Regions from separate parts of the Homo sapiens genome. Here region 1 is linked to region 2. Evidence: chromatin contacts called from ENCODE Hi-C or POLR2A ChIA-PET data. All regions are on one chromosome and are shown on one strand. The core of a region is the stretch at or near the end of the contact, and the rest is flanking DNA. Distances in the headings are between cores, read along the strand shown. Region 1 overlaps NEURL1-AS1 (NEURL1 antisense RNA 1). Region 2 overlaps NT5C2 (5'-nucleotidase, cytosolic II).

Evidence for each region. Hi-C counts contacts between places; a loop is a spot of excess contacts on that map. ChIA-PET counts read pairs that join two places held with the same protein, here RNA polymerase II (POLR2A). Pooled maps may share reads with other maps.
Region 1: a loop to region 2 is called in a pooled map, with 2.5 times the contacts of the local background. The contact joins two enhancer-like sites. A Hi-C loop is called at or near these places in 2 of 50 pooled maps. POLR2A ChIA-PET finds 5 or more read pairs at or near these places in 2 of 52 experiments (HCT116 and activated T-cell).

The regions. Positions count from the first base shown.
Region 1 is chr10:103,489,384-103,492,083 of GRCh38, forward strand. The region is part of intron 3 of NEURL1-AS1 (NEURL1 antisense RNA 1); the gene reads right to left. Among named protein-coding and RNA genes, the nearest start is that of NEURL1, 3.0 kb to the right of the region's middle. RefSeq lists a silencer at 1,232-1,301. Within about 2 kb of position 1,436, at least 2 of the 41 ENCODE cell types and tissues checked have a DNase peak (open chromatin) inside an H3K27ac peak, as active enhancers do.
Region 2 is chr10:103,110,014-103,112,713 of GRCh38, forward strand. The region is part of intron 4 of NT5C2 (5'-nucleotidase, cytosolic II); the gene reads right to left. Among named protein-coding and RNA genes, the nearest start is that of NT5C2, 82 kb to the right of the region's middle. Within about 2 kb of position 1,330, at least 3 of the 41 ENCODE cell types and tissues checked have a DNase peak (open chromatin) inside an H3K27ac peak, as active enhancers do.

The DNA.
Region 1 (2,700 bases), core at 186-2,685, 380 kb after region 2:
AGGAGAGGTTGCAGTGAGCTGAGATCATGCCACTGCACTCCAGCCTGGGTGATAGAGTTAGACTCTGTCTCAAACAAACAAACAAATAAACAAAACCCAAACAAAATGAAACAATGGGCTGGGACTTGGGGAATGGGAGGGTGCTACCTGTGGTAGCCAGGGATAGTTGTGGCTGTTTCCCATTTTAAGGTTAATTTCTCTGCCTGGAGGGAGGTGTCATGCCATTGACTAGGGTGGTCTCAATTCAGGGGAGTCCAGCTTGGCCTAGAGGCGCCCCACTTTTGTCTGCCTGAGGAAAGGTCATCACTCTGGTTGGTTCTGAACTCAGTATCCAGAGGCTCAGGGAAGGGAGTAGACTCTCAGTTAAATATGCTATTATTTTATCAACGCGGTAACTCTTCAAGACTTGAATGGATCTGGAAGCTATGGAGAGAGAGAAAGAGGAAGGGAGGTAGAGAGAGGCGAACCAGGCAGGAGCGGACAGCCAGGGTGGGAAGAACAGAGGTTGCAAGGAGAGAAAGTGACCAGGGTGGGAAGAAGCAGAGAAGGAAGGGCAGGGGGAAAGACGAGAGGGGGTGGGAAGGGGGTAGAGAGTGAAAGAAACCAGCAAGGGCCAGGTGCGGTGGCTCACTCCTGTAATCCCAGCACTTTGGGAGGCTGAGGCGGGCGGATCACTTGAGGTCAGGAGTTAGGGACCAACCTGGCCAACACGGTGAAACCCCATCTCAATTAAAAATACAAAAATTGGCTGGGCACGGTGGCTCATGCCTGTAATCCCAGCACTTTGGGAGGCCGAGGCGGGTGGATCACGAGGTAAGGAGATTGAGACCATCCTGGCTAACACGGTGAAACCCCATCTCCACCAAATATGCAAAAAATTAGCCGGGCGTAGTGGCAGGCACCTGTATTCCCAGCTACTCAGGAGGCTGAGGCAGGAGAATGGCGTGAACCCAGGGGGCGGAGTTTGCAGTGAGCTGAGATCGCGCCACTGCACTCCAGCCTGGGTGACACAGCGAGACTCCGTCTCAAAAAAAAAAAAAAAAAAAGAAGGAAAAAAAATTAGCTGGACATGATGGTGTGTGCCTGTAGTCCCAGCTACTCGGGAAGCTGAGGTTGGAGAATTGCTTGAACCTGGAAGGTGGAGGTTGCAAGATTGCAGTGAGCTGAGATCGTGCCACTGTGCTCCCACTGGGCAAGACTCTGTATAAAAAAAAAAAAAAGAGAAATCAGCAAGAAGAGAGCAACAGGGAAGGAAGGGAAGGTGGGAGTGGAGCTGCTGTTGAAGGAAGCTTCCTCAGGTCCCTGCCTGGGGCCTCCCTCTCCTGCATGCCTGTGTGTGCACTCACAACACCTACGCATGCACATACAAGGACACAGGTGTTCGCGAAAGTGCACACGTGTGCACTGACACCCACCCCCTCAGGCACTGCCCGCAGAATCTGCACTGCTGGGTGTGTGGGTGTTGCCACGGTGACTGGTGCTGGAGCATCACCTTGTGGGTATTAATAGCTTCCCCTGAAGCCATCAAAACAGTGACTTCATCAGCCCCAGTCTCCCTGGCAGTTTCCTTCTTCCTCTTCCCTTCCAGGATGGGTCTGGGAAGGGTCTTCTGGATCAGAGCCACCACCCAGGCACCCCACCCCTATGAGCTGCCTTGGGGAAGGATGGCAGGAAGGCCTCTGAGTTCTGCCCAAGGTCTGGGGGTAAGGAGACTGCTGGCCTTCTTTAACCCTCTGAGCTGGGTCTACCCTAAGTCCCTGCCAGGGAGGAGTTGCTGGGGCACAGGACTCCTCAGAAGGGCCACGCTCAACTTCTCTGAGTCCTATGCAGCCACACCAACCTCCTCTAGGTCCCTTCCTGGCCAGAGACCTAGTTGACTCTAACAGTGGTGTCCCCTCTTCCAGTACAGAGCTCCCTGAAGTACTAGGGTGAAGGTAGAGAGGGGCCTAGGGCGTGAAATATAAGAGGACCTAATTCCCAGGCTCGCGCAAGTGCAAGCTTGGTATCTGCATGAACTTGAGAGTTGGCGCCTTCTTCAATTTTGCGCCAGGGATGCCTTGGCTACCTCATCCTATCCCAGCCCTATTGATACTCCCATCAGCTCCTCAACCCTCAGTTCCCTGCCTTTGTCCCTGACGCCTCTCACCTTCCTTTGGGACTCCCTGGGATCACGCTGCCCTGAACTGCAGAACCTGGGCTGCCTCTGGACTCAGGTGAGCATCCGCCTCTGGCCTTCACTTCCCTCCTTCCCTTTGACGTCTTCCTCTCTCCCCTGCTTTGCCCATAGCCCCAGGTCTAGGCCATGTGGGGCCTGTGACATCCCTTTGTCAGGCGCGGTGGCTCATGCCTGTAATCCCAGTACTTTGGGAGTCCGAGGCAGGTGGATCACCTGAGGTCAGCAGTTCAAGACATCCCTGCTGTGCTCTACCTTTGGGGCCTCATCCCCTCCCCCATTCCCCTGCCCACACCAGGCTTCCCTGGAGCCACCGTCTGTAAATCCTAGCTAGGCCCTTGTACTTCAAACACACTCTAGCAGGATGAGTCTCAACTATGCAGAGTCCTCATATTTGTTCTAACTTGTGAAAGGCCTGATTCTAGTGGCCACTCACAGTGACTTCATTCCGGCAGATTTCAGGGGGAATATAAGTGTGTGTGCTTGTATAGGTGTGAGTGTGTGAGATAGTGTAGCGGTGTGTTAGC
Region 2 (2,700 bases), core at 80-2,579:
TTTTTCTCAATGAACTCAGAGTACTTCCTAAAAATATGATATATCTTCCCCATTTGCTGACGTGAAGTTATATAGCAAGTACAAACATCAGCTGAAGCCAAAATTTAGGTCTCTTTGAGTCTCCAAAAGCTCTTTGTAAGGCCAGGAGTGGTAACTCACACCTGTAATCCCAGCACTTACACCTGTAATCCCAGCACTTTGGGAGGCCGGGGCGTGTGGATCACTTGAGGTCAGGAGTTTGAGACCACCCTGGCCAATATGGCGAAACCCCGTCTCTACTAAAAACACAAAAATTAGCTGGGCGTGGTGGCTCGCACCTGCAGTCCCAGCTACTTAGGAGGCTGAGGCAGGAGAAATGCTTGAACCCAGGAGGCGGAGGTTGCAGTGATCCAAGACTGCACCACTGCACTCCAGTCTGGGCAACAGAGTGAGACTTCATCTCAAAAAGCAAACAAACAAAAGCTCTTTGTGATAGGGTATATATACTACCACTGCAAAAAGTGAATTTCTAGATTACATAAGCCATCAAAACTTAAGCTTGGGTGTTGAAACATACACTTCTCCCTCCAATTTTTTTCAACTAGTCCAAAATAAACTGCTCTACTCACAAGTGGGAATGGATTTAATAAAGAGAGTCCAAGTTCTACCCTGACAACACTATTTCATCAAGCTCTATTAATCAGTAAGACCTACAAGCTTATGAGAAAATGTCAGTTTTCCCAGATAATCACAAATGATTTTCCCAGATAATCATTTCAGCAACACAAACTCCTTGGTCATTAAATTATCTGCTATATAGTACAACCAAGGTTGGAGACGCAGAATTGCAGCCACACAGAGCATGAATTTAGATGTTTTATTCTAAGTGTCCCTCAGTGATAAACATATTTATTGTGACCTGGTGGCAAAAATTCCTGAAGCTAAGTACTGCCATTCCTTTAAAAATAAAAGTAAAATATAAAAAATAAAATTCCTTTTTTAATCAACCAGGCCCTACAAAGCCAGCCTCAGATATTTATAGGAAACCACATATATCTCCTCAGACTTAGAGCTTTATGCCTCTCCACAGCTGCAAAGGCTCTAATTTCAATTTCTCTCCCACAACTGTGGCAAGTAAATGATGCACAGCTTCAAGCTCAACTCTCACAATTGACTTTCTGTGGTTCCAAAACCCAGGCAATAGCTTCAGAGTAAACATAACTTCACACAATATCTGCTTATTTCTTCTCCCAGAAGGTACTCTGGCCTACCCCTAGTTACTCAATATCGGAAGACAAAGGAAGAAGCTATTTTAAGGGCTAGAGTCCCAAAAGGAGGACTGCTTCAGCCACTAGGACAGCACACAGTGTTCTCAGGTTACATAATTAGACTATAAAGAAAACAACCAACGCTTTGAAAGTTGAAGTTACTGAGAGCATTTAAAGATATTCTTTACTCCATAATCTGCAAGGAAAAAACAGTTCTTCAAAAAATAACTATGTTTTCAGGATGAAAGTTGTGGGCTCTGTTTTGAGTAGATGCTGTTCATACAAGATAGAATACATATTAAAGGACAAAGTCCCTTTGGAATGAGCAGAAAACTTTCTGCAGAGAAGTTTGGAATTCTCATGCACTTTTTACCATTGCCACCAAGACACACTATGTAGTAATTTATAGATTTAGAAAAATAAAGGGCAAACCTCTACAGAGGTTCCAGCCTAGCAGAGTGCTGCTGCCAAAATGAGAACTCACATGAGGCAGATGCAGATGCAGTGTGTGTCACTCCAGTCTTGAAGGAGTTACACTGGCTCTCCTGTTAAAAAACAAAAAGCAACAAAACAAAACAAAAACAAAAACAAAAGCTGGTTTTAAAACTGTTGTGATGGGCTGGAACAGAGAGATACCATTTGGAAATTGGTATTTACAGGAGTTACTACTGCCCTCCAATTTAGAAGCCTCTGACCATCACTAAAATTAGCCTAATTGGCCATAACAAAACAAGGGTATTGAAGATAAGCCTAAGTATTATTGTGTATTATTTACTTTTCTGGCACCCTGAGTCTGGAATACAAGCCAAGTCTGATCCTAAAATGTTAAGTCGAAAGACAAACAGAAAAATAAGTCTATTGGTCTTAGTTTATTTTCTCTAGCACATTTCAGGCTAACACGATAGAAACTGAATACAGCTGGCAAATGGTGTTTAAAATTAAACTATGGGTAGTGAAACAGACTGAATAAAGGATACAAATACCAGAGTGGCCTCATCTTGCTTCCAAGTACCCATTTTAGCTGAGTCTACCTATACCTAACTACTAGGTTAGTCATTATCAAGATTCTAGTCATCATTATCAAGATGACTAGAATCAACTGCACACTGCTAAAAATCTAACCAGATATCTAAATTTGGAATGGAAGGAAATTTTTAAATTTTGATTGTCAGTGGAAATCTGCCCTTAGTAAGCCAATTTATACTCTATAAAGTTAAAAGAAACTACCTAGTCTAGTAAAATAACTGAGTTGAAGATACATAATCCATTAAATATACTGACACTTTAAAGATATGCATTATGTTTAACTTTATAGGGAGTCATTTTCCCTAGAGACATTTAGGTTTTTGAAAACATGTCACTGGGCTCCTCCAATTCTTGGATTTTTGGGGTACTCAACCGAAGAGCAGAAATGACCAGATGCAATGTCTAAAAGTCCTAAAAGCATTACAAC